Regions from separate parts of the Homo sapiens genome. Here all the other regions are linked to region 3. A link is a loop called in an ENCODE intact Hi-C map of the cell type or tissue named here. Cell type or tissue: heart right ventricle. All regions are shown on one strand. Links, peaks and the distances in the headings refer to the core of each region. The heading gives the core; the rest is flanking DNA. Region 1 overlaps DHX9 (DExH-box helicase 9). Region 2 overlaps DHX9 (DExH-box helicase 9). Region 3 overlaps LAMC1 (laminin subunit gamma 1).

Evidence for each region. Peaks named below come from ENCODE experiments on the same cell type or tissue, not always from the same donor. Only the 100,000 strongest peaks of a DNase experiment are listed, where the experiment ranks them.
Region 1: it touches region 3 in a loop (2.5-fold over the local background); 10 of 110 quality-filtered maps call a loop at or near these places.
Region 2: it touches region 3 in a loop (3-fold over the local background); 18 of 110 quality-filtered maps call a loop at or near these places.

What each region holds. Positions count from the first base shown.
Region 1 is chr1:182,861,967-182,868,460 of GRCh38, forward strand. DHX9 (DExH-box helicase 9) reads left to right here. Exons shown (of 28, transcript NM_001357.5): 13 at 4,478-4,619; 14 at 4,995-5,077. Among named protein-coding and RNA genes, the nearest start is that of DHX9-AS1, 26 kb to the left of the region's middle. In heart right ventricle, for the core only: no CTCF peak of the experiment used is centred there; no DNase peak of the experiment used is centred there.
Region 2 is chr1:182,871,351-182,877,844 of GRCh38, forward strand. DHX9 (DExH-box helicase 9) reads left to right here. Exons shown (of 28, transcript NM_001357.5): 15 at 987-1,143; 16 at 3,504-3,604; 17 at 4,700-4,913; 18 at 5,097-5,191; 19 at 5,480-5,553. Among named protein-coding and RNA genes, the nearest start is that of DHX9-AS1, 35 kb to the left of the region's middle. In heart right ventricle, for the core only: no CTCF peak of the experiment used is centred there; no DNase peak of the experiment used is centred there.
Region 3 is chr1:183,129,388-183,131,887 of GRCh38, forward strand. It overlaps LAMC1 (laminin subunit gamma 1), which reads left to right. Exons shown (of 28, transcript NM_002293.4): 19 at 957-1,162; 20 at 1,912-1,991. Among named protein-coding and RNA genes, the nearest start is that of LAMC1-AS1, 11 kb to the right of the region's middle. In heart right ventricle, for the core only: no CTCF peak of the experiment used is centred there; a DNase peak (open chromatin) is centred at 1,134.

The sequences.
Region 1 (6,494 bases), core at 2,010-4,509, 270 kb before region 3:
CTCAAATTCATCAGCACCTACCTGTAATATGAAAAGTAGGCCTGAGCATGCTGATTGGTTATTACAGAATACAGTTTTTTATTATTTTTGTTTTTAATATACTGTACTTCTTTTGGCACAGTCTGAGATAGCATTAGTTATTTTTGTAGTACTACCACTGTTGAATCATTTTTCCATTATCTTGCACTTGTAGCCATCTATAGGAAACCACATGAAGTCATCAGTTAAGTATTAGAAAGTTTTTTTATGTTCCTGATTTTAAGTGTATTATCTCAGTTCACAGAGCACAAGTTTAGAGTTATGGACTGGCGTATAACAGAATGAGTAGCTCAAACCATGACATCAGCCTTAGTGTAAATTCTCAACCAAACTCACTGAATTTTATCCTTCGGTCTATCCATACTCAAGCCACTTAAAACCTGTGGGCTGTATGCAGAAAATTTTAAGTAGGAAATAGTTGTCTTCTACCTTTAAAGTTATTTGAAAGAGATGAATTGTAATTGTAGGATGTAAATCAAGCATATTAATGTAATTTTATCAATCCTGTACTTACCCCATAGTACCATCATTTCAGGATAAGAACGGTTCTTTGTATAAAATAAATTCAGAACCTTAGAAGATAGAGATAGTGGAGCCTGATACATTTTGTAGTATCTAGTGCATTAGGAATCTTGACATTTTGTGGCAGCTTAGTCATGTTACTGTGTATATAACGCTTAGATGTGAAAAAGCAAAGTTGGGACCTTTTAGAACTTCAGTTTTGAAAGATGGAAGAAATTGCTGTAGTTCTGAGTAAATGGCAAGAGGTGTACATTAAAGGTATGGATTCTAGAATACTACAAAATAACAGTTTGGGAGAGATCTCCAACCTCTTATGGTATAGAAAGTGTTAGTTACCCAGTACCTGGTACATAGTAATTTCAGTGACTGCTTAGTACATATTATTAGAGCTACTTCAGTTAAAGCAGACAGAAGTGTGGGGAAGAGGTTAGCACTTGAAATTACCTACTACTATGGCTGGACTCCAGGCAAGAGTAGTAAAATTCTAAAGAGAAAATGAGATAAGCAGATGTATGCAATGAAAATTAAAAGCACATATCTGGAGGACAGTTGGAACTATTCTTCCAGCTTTCTGTTGGAAAAATATTATCCTTTGCTTTCATCACTGGTACTTTCTAACTAGTCTCACTTTTGTCGGTTATTGTTTTATTTTTAACATATTTAGTAATCCAAGTGTAACATAGTTAAAATAATAAAAAGTAAAATAATTGGAGAAAGGATTATATTGGGAGTAAAGGAAATTTGAAGTCTTAAGTCATTTATGTGTCCTTAGGCAAAATAACCTTTTTGAACTTGTGTTTTTAATCTACTAGAATGCAGCAGGAAAAGATTTTACTAGTATTCTGAAGCATAAATAAGGCATATTTGCTGCCATGGTTTTTACTGTTATATTACACAAATACGATTTCTAGATGTCTCTGTGTTCTTGGTTCTTATTTATATTTGAGTAATATAGAATATGTATATATTCCTTATAATAGAAGTGGCCGTGCAGGTATAGATAGAACTTGTTTTACCTATGAGCCTTGCCTTGTATTTATTCACTGTGGCAGAATATATAAAATAATTATTGAAGCACAGAAGATCAAGGGAAAAGTGATAGATTATTTAAGGGATAAGTAGAGCATCTTCATACGCTGTACAGTGGCATGCAGTCTGAGAAAGGTTTAAATAGTCATTGATACGCTCACGTTAGGCATTGTTTTCCCACACAAAATGCCTGTCCTGTGAATATTTCTAGTGAGCTAAGAATTAAGAATTAGAAGATTTTTTTTTTTTACTGCTTTTGGTGTACTACAAGAGTAATACATACACCTTGGGGAAATTTTAAGAATAGAATAATTTTTTAAAAATCCAAAACCCAGGCCAGGCTTGGTGGCTCACGCCTGTAATTACAGCACTTTGAGAGTTCAAGACAGGTGGATTATTTGAGTGCAGGAGTTAAAGACCAGCCTGGGCAACATGGCGAAACTCCATCTCTACAAAAATTAATTAGGCGTGATGGCACCCCAGGGTAGTCCCAGGTACTTTGGAGGCTGAGGTGGGAGGATCGCTTGAACCTGAGAGGAATTTCTTGTTTCTTGAGAGACAGGGTCTTACTCTGTTGGGATTACAGGGACACACCATCATTGCTCACTGCAACCTCAAACTCCTGGGCTGAGCAACCCGCCAGCCTCAGACTCCTGAGTAGCTGGGACTAGAGGCCTCTATCACCTGACCTAACTGATGTTTATTTTTGTAGAGATGGTGTCTCACTGTGTTGCCCAGGCTGGTCTTGAACTCGTTGCCTCCAGCATTCCTCCTGCCTTGGCCTCCCAAAATGTTGGAATTCACTGGCTAGCTACCATACCGGGCTTAAAGATTTTTTCTGATATTTTGATATGTGTGCTGGGATGAACATACTTGTATACGCCTTTGATCAATTGGATTAAATTCCTAGACATAGAATTGTTGGGTCAGAGGGTATGCATATTTTAACTTTCGTGCATTTTGCCACACTCCCCTGAAGAAAAATGACAGATTTCTAGTCAAATCAACTAGGGATGAAAAACACTTGTATTTTAAATGTTTTTTGTTTAAGTCAAGGGCTATTGAGGAAACTGGAAGTTGGTAAATCAGAGAAGCATATAAAATATGGGAAAGAGATTGCGGGGTCATTTATTTCTTTGCTGTTGAAATAGTTGTCATGATATTAATGTTCTAGTCGTACTTAGAGAAATTCAGCAAAAAAGTGCTTCTGATCATGGTTTCTTAGCACCTCCTGTATTAGTATTTAAAACCTCTATCATGTCTTCCTTGGGATTTAAGACGTTTGTGTTTTATGGGTAGTTAAGAACTAAAATAGATAACTGCTTGAGAAACTGACCATCTCCTGCGCATATTCAGTTTAGGAGTGATCTGGAAACCACAAGGATCGTAGACTTGAAAATAACCCCAAGGTGACAAAGCAATCTCTGAGTACCAGTAGCATGTGAACACACCTCAGAAGAGTCAAATATCCTAATATTTTAAGTCTTTCTAGAAGCCAGCTGTTAGTAGAAGTGTTAGAAAAGAAAAAAAGAAAAACTATAGGGAAGACAGTAGTAGAAAAGGGGGACGATAGGTTGTAGAATACAAGCAACTTTTGGAAAGGACGCAGAAAACTTGGTGGTTACATTTTGTACCTTTAGTGAAATAACATTTTCACATTCCTTAACTCAAGTATGTAGAATTCTCTTGATGGACAGATACAGAGCTCATACTTTCATGTAACGCTATTTTTCAGGGTAACTGAGGTGCAGAGCACTGTGTCTGTATCTCATTTTATTCTCACTAATTAAATCTCTGGATGAAAGTGCGTGTATATATAATGTGTTGATATTTAAACAGCTGATCTGACTTACAGGAGTTGAACCTTCAGAACTTTGGTAATTTCTATGAAATACAGAGAAATTCAAGAAAATGGTGACATAGGTGGAAAAATCCTTATCCATTGCTAAATAAGATTATTAAAAGGATTGTTTAGTAAAAAGAAGATAGTGATCAGTAAGAGCTACCAAAATTCTACACAGTATGTTTAACAAAGTAGCTTTCAATCTTTTATCTTTATGGGCAGGATAAATATGAGCCAGGTGATAGTATACACAAGCAAGGAACTGAAATCTAGCCTGTCATCAGGAACTTATAGACAGAATCAAATCCAAGGCACCTTAAAAGCATGCAGTATATAAATCTTCGTGTACCTCTGTAGCTATACATTAGGCATGTCCTCATAGTATCCACCAAGTAAAGATCGTTTTTGTACTTAGAAGACATGGAACACTTCAGAAGAGTTTTCATAAAAAGATCCAACACTTAAACATTAATCTATAGCATTCCCCTTAGAGTTTTGCAGATTGATTGTTGGAAATAGCAATACACACAGTTTTTCCTGCTATGTGAGCTCATCAAAAACAGTGATTTCAGTTTCCTTTCTCTGGCACCTGATGCAAAAGTGCATTGAATGTTTGATTACTGAATTAATAAGTGAGCAGAAAGGTGGTCACAGTACATATGGCAAAGAAGGCAGTTGTTCACCTTCCTGATTCCCATAGGTCTCAGTTAAATAATTTTCTAAAACTGTTTTTAGTGTGGCGATCGGTTACAAAAACAAACCCCCCTACGTATGCTGTGCCCTGTTTCCTACTGGAAAATCACTTTGCATACTATTTTAAGAGTTGGCGGCAATGACAAATTATAGAATCATTTTATATGCAAAATGAAAAACATTTTTTAAGTGTCTGCCGTAGAACCAAATAGTATTTTTTGTACATTTATTGTTTCTGTTAATTATTCAACTAGCAGTAGGACAGATTTACTACAATAATCCAAAAATGCTAATAAACAAGTATATCTAACTTTGTAGTTGTTAAGTCACTTTTCTTTTTTTCTGTCTCAGCCCAGAAGAATCAGTGCGGTTTCTGTGGCAGAGCGAGTTGCATTTGAAAGAGGAGAAGAGCCTGGAAAAAGCTGTGGCTACAGCGTTCGATTTGAGTCTATACTTCCTCGTCCTCATGCCAGTATAATGTTTTGTACTGTAGGTCAGTAATGTATTTTGATTTTTCATTTGGGGTTTATATTGTGGTTGTGAAGAAAACTTGATAGCAGAACAGAATGACTGGAAAGAAATAATGAGCCAGTCTCAGATTTCTTGTTTAAATAAAACTTTTGGCAGTTTTTTCCTTCATGGAAAGTATGATATACCCATTAGATCTTGTAGCTTAGAGAAAATGAAATCATAAAATCAGTGAAAAAAACTATATTTCATAGTACACTATCACTTTTTAATAGTTTAAATGTACATGTGATTATTTTCTAAAATGATGCTGGGGTCTCTTAGTTGAAATATAGATAATTGTCCATAGATTTACTACTTTGAACTTTTCTATAGTTTATTGATTGTTTTTCTTTTCAAGGTGTGCTCCTGAGAAAATTAGAAGCAGGCATTCGAGGAATCAGTCATGTAATTGTAGATGAAATACATGAAAGAGATATTAATGTAAGTAACTTGAGAGGTACAGTAAGGTACTTAATTCTGCTATTTCTAAGAGAAATCAGTAGAATGTCTTTGTTTTCCCTTTCCCCCGTTTTTATCATTATCAAAACCATGAACTTCAGTCACTAAGATGTTGAAAATCTTTTTTTAGTGAGATTATTCAATCTTTTTTTTCTTTATTGTTAAACTTTACAGAAAGCCTTTTGGAGGTGAAGACCTATGTTGTAAAGTATAACTGCAGTAATCAGTATTAGCTGGCATAATTCAGCAATTGAACTAATGGTTTATGACTAAATAGCTGATGGAATTTTTATGATTCGTTTTTCTTTGATTTGGAAGTTTATGATAGATTTTATAATCGTTTTTTGTTTTGTTTTTTTGAGACAGAGTCTTGCTCTGTCACCCAGGCTGGAGTGCAGTGGCGCGATCTCAGCTCACAGCAACCTCCGCCTCCCGCTTTCAAGCAATTCTCCTGCCTCAGCCTCCTGAGTAGCTGGGACTGCAGGTGCCCACCACCATGCCCGACTGATTTTTGTATTTTCAGTAAAGACTGGGTTTCATCATGATGGTCAGGCTGGTGTCGAACTCCTGACCTCAGGTGATCCACCTGCCTTAGCCTCCCAAAATGCTGGGATTACAGGCATGAGCCATTGTGCCCAACCTATAATGTTTATAATTAAGAGTCCTTTTAGATGTTTTCAGCTCTGATCTTTTCAGATGTTAATGAGAATCATGCCAAAAATTAGGAAGAAACTAGAATTTATTTCCAACCCCTCCCTCTTTTGGTCCTTGACAAAAAAACTGTGTAAAATCAACTTGCTATGCAATTAAATGATATGAAATGATATCCAAGCTAAGTAGTATAGTGACTTTCAAAGGTTTCAGTGCATGGGCAGCATGCTTATTTAAACTGTCAACCATAACTCAAAGCATTTCTAGTTTTTATTTTTTTCTTTTTTCTTCTCCCATCCCCCATCCTGAAGTTACCCAGGGGTTACCAGCCATAAGTTCAGTCAATCATTAGCAAACACAAGACATCACTTCAGAGTTTCTAAGTGTTTTAGGAGTTGTATGCCAGGAAAGGGGGTCAAAGACCAAAATATATATTTCATAATATCATAAGTCATAAAATTGAATAGTACTCAGCAACAAAAAGAAAGTACTGATTCATCCATCAGTATGGATAAACTTTAAAACATTATTCTAAAAGAAAGAAGCTAGAGGAGACATACCTACCATATAATTTTATGCATATGAAATTTTAGAAAAAAGCAAATCTGATCTGTGGTGACAAAAATCAGTAGTGTCCAGGGATTGGGAATTTCCAAATTTCAAGCATAACAGTCAAAAAAAAATTTAACTGTTATGCTTGAAATGTGACATTATTTGATGTACTTGCTATTTAATAAAATTTAAAATA
Region 2 (6,494 bases), core at 2,211-4,710, 260 kb before region 3:
TATTTAATAAAAAGTGACACTAAAAATGTTGGAGAGTATGTGGATCAGCAGGATCCCTTATCCACTGCTTATGGGGATATATAAATAATGGTACCACTTAGAAAAATAGTTAAGCATTACCTTCCGAAGTTCAGCAGTTACATACCCTATAGCTTGGCAATTCCATACCCATGTTTAACCTACAGAAACTTGGATATGTTTAGCACTCCTGTTTAGACTTGAACAAGAATGCTCATAGTAGCAAATGTTCACATTAGTAAATCTTGAAAAGAAGCCAGATATGTGTAAGAGTAAGTGAATTAACTGATATATTCATACACTGGGACAGTAAACTGTCATCAGAAAGGATGAGTATAGTAATGTGTGGATGAATCTTAGCAATGCTGTTGTATATAAAAAAGGAAATCCCAAGACAACATAAAATATGCATTCCCATAAAGTAAGTAAAATTTAAAAATATAGTCGGCCGAGGCGGGTGGATCACTTGAGGCCAGGAGTTTGAGACCAGCCTGGCCAACATGGCTCGGCTCACTGCAGCCTCTCCTTCCTGGGTTCAAGTGATTATCCTGCCTCAGTCTCCTGAGTACCTGGGATTACAGGCATGTGCCACCACACTGGGCTAATTTTGTATTTTTAGTCGAGACAGGATTTCTCCATGTTGGTCAGGCTGGTCTCGAACTCCCGACCTCAGATTATCTGCCCGCCTTGACCTCCAAAAATACTGGGATTACAGGTGTGAGCCACTGGGCCTGGCCAATAGCACTCATTTCTAATCACAACTATTAGGCTACAACTGTTCTCAAAAATTGTTATTGTTATCTTAAAAATTGATAAAAGATCCATTGTGGTCCTTTATCTTGGCACTTCTGTGAGTCATCTAAGAAACTGAATTTAATTGATGTCTTATGGCTGTATAACTCTTTTAGGCATAGCTTGTTATATAAACTTAATGTAATTTCAAAAATTTTGTGTTTGTTTTTTAATAGACTGACTTCCTTTTGGTAGTACTGCGTGATGTTGTTCAGGCTTATCCTGAAGTTCGCATTGTTCTTATGTCTGCTACTATTGATACCAGCATGTTTTGTGAATATTTCTTCAATTGCCCCATCATTGAAGTTTATGGGAGGACTTACCCAGTTCAAGGTAATATTGTGGGGGTGGTATAGGAACATCTTTTGTGCAATAGGGTTTGTATTTTCTTAATCCTGGAGATTGGAGTTACAATTTAAAGAATACTTAAAATACAGGACAAATTATAGTATCAAATGTATCATAGCATTTTTGAGGAGTTTCTCTTCTGTTATTTTATACAGTAGTGAGTACAGTCTGAGAAGTGAGACCAGGTTTCATTTACTACTTGAGTAGTTTGCATATGCAGTAAGTTTCCAGGCCTTTACTTATAAAGCCAAACTTTTAAAAATTATAAAGTATAGTCAAAGGGAAATCACTGTGGTGTATAGGTAATTATGGGAATTACTGTTAAAAGTTTAAGCAGCCAGGATCAAATTAAGAATCCTTTTTAGAGCCTGAGCAACTAGATTTTGAATTAAGATTAAAGGAAGTGTATCAAGGTTATGTATTTCTGATAAGTGAGAGTTCTTTAGTATCTTTTTGTTTTTCTAAGACAAGGTCTCACTCTGTCACCCAGACTGGAGTGTAGTGGTGCACTCACTTGGCTCACTGCAACCTCTGGCTCCCAGGCTCAACCAGTCCTCCCATCTCAGCTTCCTGAGTACCTGGGACTACAGGCGCACAACACCACGCCTGGCTAATTTTTGTATATTTTGTAGAGACAAGGTCTCACCCTGTTGCCCAAGCTGCTCTCAAACTCATGGACTCAAGCAGTCAGCCTGCCTCAGCCTCCCAAAGTGCTGGGATTACAGTCTAGAGCCACTGCGCCCAGCCTTCTTTACTGTCTTTAGGAGTTGTTACCACAGTTTTCTAGGATAGTCATCTGGTAGCTGTGGGGGAAAAAAAAGAATTATGGTACATTCTAATTGAGGGCATGAAAATAAGAGAGAAACAGTGTAGACAGATACGAAGTGATGTTATGGCTATGCCAGCATGCTAAGCCAGTATAATTCACTGGGGTACAGGTTAATTCTGAAACTGCTGTACATGTGTACTGGAAATGCCATACAAGTAAATGGATGGCAAGTGGTGGGAGCTCAGTTTCTTACTACTAGGAAGAGAAGTTAAGGATAAGTGGGATTGCTAGAACAAACCGTATGTTACTGGATTATACTCAAAGAGATCAGTACGAACGTGTGTTTAGCTAAATGGAGGTACAAATGGATAGGTATAGAAATAATTATAGATAGGTGTGGATACATGTGTTAGTATACATATTTTTTTCTAGCTCTGTGCTGAGTGGGAGTAGAAGCAGTGACACCCAGTAGATAGGGATATGCCCCACATTCAGATTTTGTTTTTAATGCCATTCTCCAACTAAAGGAGCCAGATATTCCTGGAGAAATGGCTGCTTCTAGGATGAAACAATATACAAAAATGAGCCTGGAACATCTTGTCCCTTAAAGTAAGGAGGTGCCTAAAAGAAGCCCATAACGATGGGGATAAAGGGACACAGGAGCCAACCTGAAAGAGTTCCCAATGGCCAAAGCTGGAACAGTTTGAGGAAAAAAAATAACATGGTATTAGATTACCAAAATACAAAATATTTGTGTGTCTATACTGATATGTAAATAAGTGGTTTAATAAAAAGAATAGTGACAAGTGCCTCTTACAAAAGAATTTCAAATAATTTATGTAAATGGTCTCCCCATTTTTCAAACAAGTGGGCCTACACTACCTAACCCCTGAGTGGGCTGTGTTTAATAACTTCTGAAGACTACAGTGTGGGAAGAAGGGAAAATGAGTAACTTTACAGTGGAGAAATTTGGCAGGCACTACCACAGGTGATCAAGTTTTAACATCATGAGGAGTAAGTCATATTGATAGGATATGCCCTTAATATGATGTGATGAGACTGGCACTTTGGGAGTTTTTGGATATAGAGGGTGTTTTGATTATAAAGACATTCTGGGGCCATCTGAGAATCTTGGGCATAATTGATCAACAGATCTTCCAGTCCTTGCATTGAGATCCTTCTTCAGATTGACCAGAAGCCATTTTGTGTGTGCATACTGATAGAGGAAGGATGGACTGTGGTATATTGTATTGAAGTTACTTCTTTCCATGTATAACTCCCACACAATGGAAGTGTATAGATAAATGTTTGATTGAATGTTATACACAGAGGATACCCCAACTGGCTCTGGGAACATGTATAAAAGACACCTCACCCTCCTTCAAGGTCTAAGAGAGGGAAACACTGAGTTTGATTAGGAAAATAAGGTTATTGCTACTGGAACTTTTTGGCATTTGTGAAGAATCAGACTAGAGGGGTATTAAAGTAGTTTTGAACTATGAATTAGCAAATGAATTTAGGTCTGCTCCATTGTGAAAGTTGATAGTACTTAACCTGACTGGATTGTCCCTGGCAGAATATTTTCTGGAAGACTGCATTCAGATGACCCACTTTGTTCCTCCACCAAAAGACAAAAAGAAGAAGGATAAGGATGATGATGGTGGTGAGGATGATGATGTAAGTGAATTTCATGAAGAATTTCCATTATGGGCAAATTGTCAATGCAGAGAAAAAAATGAGTTAATGTAACATGCAATGTATTAGCATTACAGCAAACTTTCTTAAAAACTGACTGTAATGTCTGCCTTTGGATTAATTGATGTATTTTACTGCAAAAAAATTCCAGGTTCAGTGACAAGCTGTTTTCTATCACAAGTTAAATTATCTCTGGCGTAAAGATCAAAGGAAAAAGAAGAAAGAATGCGATGTTTAAAGGCCAGGCATGGTTAGGGACAATGCTGTTGTATAAGGTTTTGCTACTCAAAGTTTTTCAGTAGGCTGCAGCATCTGGGAAACTGGTAGAAAGACAGAATGCTGTGCCCCACCCTAGATCTACTGAGTCAGAATCTACAGTTTAACAAGATCCTCAGGTGATCTGTATATACAATAAAGTTTAAGAAACAGCAGCTATAGCTTTAGCTACAGGAGACCGGTGATGACATTATCAGGTGGACAGAGTATTAAATCAGGGAGCAATGAGGGATTTCCTAGGAGAAACAGGAAAGAAAAGACTTTGTAGTGCTTGAGAGTTGGACGACGATAGTATAGAAATGGATTATCTGGAAATACAGACTGAGACAGCCAGCAATGCAGAATTTGCTAGAAAACCTAAGATTATATCTTTTTAATCAAAAGATCTGAAGATGTAAATGAACAGCAGATTAGAAAATTTAGAAAAAGACCAATTGCAACAACTGTTTCTCAACTTGCTTTATCATTGATTCAAATGTAAACTTTTTGGAAAATACATTATTTCAATAATACAAAGAAATATACTCAGAAGGCTCCATGAGAGTTTTGAGTCAAATTTAAGTTTGTGTTTGAATTTTAGTCCTATCCTGTGAGAAATACTAATTAGTGGAAAAGTTCAGTATATTGATGTAAGCTCTACATTTTTGGAAATTAAATTTCTTCTGTATTCTATAGTGTGTGACTAGTCAACTAGAATAAATAATGACATTACAAGTAATTAGAGTCACTAGAAGAAATCTAGAAGACTTACCTCATGAGTAACTGAGACAATCCAAAAATATGTCTCCCTGTTTTTTACAGGCAAATTGCAACTTGATCTGTGGTGATGAATATGGTCCAGAAACAAGGTTGAGCATGTCTCAATTGAACGAAAAGGAAACTCCTTTTGAACTCATCGAGGCTCTACTTAAGTACATTGAAACCCTTAATGTTCCTGGAGCTGTGTTGGTTTTTTTGCCTGGCTGGAATCTGATTTATACTATGCAGAAGCATTTGGAAATGAATCCACATTTTGGTATGAGTCTTTGAATTCTCACATATTTGAGAGTGAAAATGAATGTTTTTGCTAGTGCCTTAGCCAGTATGTGAAAACAAAATTTTGTATTGTTTCTACTTTCGAATAAAAATATGTATAATGGAGAGCTGTTTGAAACCAGCTCCTGTTTTTAGTCCCTGATTGTTCTTTATTGTTATATAGGAAGCCATCGGTATCAGATTCTACCCCTGCATTCTCAGATTCCTCGAGAGGAACAGCGCAAAGTGTTTGATCCAGTACCAGTTGGAGTAACCAAGGTAAATATTAAACATTAGAGTGATGGGATTGGAAGTGACGTAGATACTAAACAAATGTTACAGGCTTTCAAAGAGCTACCCAAAAAATTGTAACCCATCTAAATTGAGGAAGAAAAAAGGAGTCTTCTCTTTCTGAGCTTAGTAGATTGTTGTTCATTAATCAGTTATTGGGTGATCTTTTTAGGACTTCTGTAATTTTCTTGTCATTTGTTACATACATAAGCAAATCAGTCCTTTTAAGTAACTAATAAGAATATTTTCTGGAGTGTAATTTTTCTTTCTTCACAGGTTATTTTGTCCACAAATATTGCTGAAACAAGCATTACCATAAACGATGTTGTTTATGTCATTGACTCCTGCAAGTAAGTTACTGGGAAACCTATTTGTCTGCTCCAGTGTTACTAACTGGAAACTTCTTACCAGTTAACAGAATCAAAAACACCTTATTTTTAAACTCCTGTGTTCTTAAATCTCCAAAATTATTGTGCATCTATATAGCATTATAGGTAATTGATAATTAAGAGTAATTATTGTTGATTACTGCAAATCAGTTACGGTAGAAAGTGACAAAGCTTGAAACTGTAACTGATGATTACTTCTCATTGCTCTTGGCTGCTGGTGTCTCACTTATTTCCCATTGGGTGTTTCCATTGATCACTGCCATACTATAGCATGCTGTTTGATGAATAAAGATGACCAGTGTTTAGCACATGACAAATATCCTACCTTGAAGGACACTCCTTTAAGGATTAAGGGTCTTCATTTTGGTATGAGATGAGCCTGGAAAAATATACCAGGAGACATTCTGTGTAGATACAGGAATTACATGGTAATTGATAAATTGAAAGGACAAAAAAGTTGAAACTTGGTTATATCTGGCCAACTTGTACCCCATGACTTCTCTTTATAATTCCTTAGTCTGTCCTGACAATGAAAACAATTTGCTGCCAACATCCATTTTAGGAAATGATGAATAGCATTCTGTGCCAATCCCAGTCATTTAGTGGCAGCTGTCTCTGTATGTAACATTGAAGGAATCTGAGGTTACTTGGGGGTTCAAATGGACCACACAGGCATCACTAGATACAGATATCCTAAAAGTTACACTAAACTTTGGAATAGAGATGACTTAAATAATTACTTTCTTTTGTGTATGTGCCATATTCCATTTAAATGCTTTGCATTTGTTAATTTATTTAATGTTTACCAAAAAAACTATAAGGTAGATAATGGCATGCAAAGTTTGGCCAAGGCAGTTCAGCTGATAAGTGGCAAGTGGATGTTACATTGCCTTTTAGTAGGT
Region 3 (2,500 bases), core at 1-2,500:
AAAAAATTTTTACATTATCAAATAATTGAGTAACCTTCCAAGCAGGACCACCATATATAGTTAGGCAAGAGTTTGTAGAATGTCACCTCTGCACATACATTTGGTAGCCAAGTTCCAAGTTGGTTTTTTCCAAACCTGTATTCATCTTCATTGGTCTTACCTTTGACTTCTCATCTTTTTTTTTTTTTCCCACATTCCTTAGAAAATTTAGACCCCAACACCGAGCATGATGCTGAAATATGAATTGGTCAATTTACTTAATGGTTTTTATATATTAATAAAACCTCATGATACATGAGAGTTTTAATAATAACAGACTTATATTTATCTTTTGATTTGTTAGGACCTGAGTATGAGATTTAAGTTGAATGAGCATATTAATAAAGAATAATTTGAAGAACTATTCAAAAACAGAGATCAGTTTGAAAGAAATTACACTGATATGCTGGCACATGGGGGTGGCAAAAGAGTCTATTTAGTTTAAAATACAAAATGAGTTTAATTTGTCATACTTCAACTTATGTTTTAAACCTAGTTTTTTCTGGGTTTTGAAAAATGTTCGGCTTTTAGGGCTGGCAGCATTTTTAACAACATTGTAGATTTATGACTAAATTGCATGTGCTGGTATTAAAGTCAGTCATTCTCACCTTCATTAAACATTCCTTGGGTGTCTTCTCTTTGCCAACCACTGCATAAGACCAGCGATATAGTGGTGAGTAAGAAAGAGTTCGTAGTCAAGTGGACAGATGGACGCACGGTTGGAGGTGTGATGAGTGCACAGTGAAGGACCTACTGGGTGTGGTAAAGGCTGTCCAGCTATGGCAGGGGCTTTGTGGAAACCTGGCAGAAAGTTGCGATGTTTAGAAGAGTAGAGATACATAGGGCCTCAGATTTCATGTGAGATGATATGATCCTCTTCAGATAATTTACAGACTTTCTTCTGCAAACCATTTTAGATGTTGACCAGAATTTGATGGATCGCCTACAGAGAGTGAATAACACTCTGTCCAGCCAAATTAGCCGTTTACAGAATATCCGGAATACCATTGAAGAGACTGGAAACTTGGCTGAACAAGCGCGTGCCCATGTAGAGAACACAGAGCGGTTGATTGAAATCGCATCCAGAGAACTTGAGAAAGCAAAAGTCGCTGCTGCCAATGTGGTAAGTGATTGCAAACGTCTGAGGTGGGGATGGGGGAGGCCCCTGGGGTTTGTAGCAAGTCTGTTACTGGCAGTGGAGTGCTTCTTCAACTAAATTGACTCCATGCATCTTTTTATTTGTCCCTAAATATGGGGCAGAAAAGCCACATTGCTCATAGTTGGCATGAAACAGTTATTAAAAACTGGATAAAAACCAAGGGACATCTGGGTTATTTCTCTAGCTTTGTTCCTTCTATGGAACTAGGCAGTTTAATCTTCCTTTATCCTTTACTGAAAATAGAATCTGCAATCAAGGGTGCTGATATTAAATAAAGATCTCTGAAAATAAGAAGAGGTATTCTTGGGGCCAGGCGCGGTGGCTCACGCCTGTAATCCCAGCACTTTGGGAGGCCGAGGCGGGTGGATCACCTGAGGTCGAGAGTTCGAGACCAGCTTGACCAACATGGAGAAACCCCGTCTCTACTAAAAATACAAAATTAGCCGGGTATGGTGGTGCATGCCTGTAATCCCGGCTACTTGGGAGGCTAAGGCAGGAGAACCACTTGAACCCAGGAAGCAGAGGTTGCGGTGAACTGAAATTGTGCCATTGCCCTTCTGCCTGGGCAACAAGAGTGAAACTATCTCAAAAAAAAAAAAAAAAAAGGTAGAGGCATTCTTTTTGCCCTCTAACAAAAATTTAGTTTTGACTCTTGCTTTATTAAATGTAAATAATTCAGTCCTTTGAGAATAAGTGCTTTATTTCCTGTGCAGTCAGTCACTCAGCCAGAATCTACAGGGGACCCAAACAACATGACTCTTTTGGCAGAAGAGGCTCGAAAGCTTGCTGAACGGTAACTTCTAGATCCCTGTTTAATGGTTAAGTTGTGGCTTCTGTTATGGGGTGTGTGTGTGTGTGTGTGTGTGTGTGTGTGTATTGTCTTATCCCATAACCCATAAACACTTTCTACATAACCCACTTTTGCACACTTTGCTCTCTTTTCTAAGATATTATCAGCTGTGTATACTCTTTTCTTCCTTTTACTTTGACATTAGAATATTCACTTTGAATATTAGAATACAATGGTTTGAAGACAAATCATATTTATATTTCTCAAAACCATAATATTTTTAGATTTTTAACTTATTTAAGACTGTAGTAACTGAATGAAACTAGCAGATTGTTGTTAATAAAGATTAGGCATGGGATTTGTTTTTAACTAGGTAAATGATTTCTTGCTGGCATACACAATTTTATATGTACATTACTCTCAAATAATTAAATTTAAAAGTAGTTTTTCTGAAGAATTATAAACATTTTCTCTTATAAATGTATACCAATAATTTTTTTGGAAAATATTCT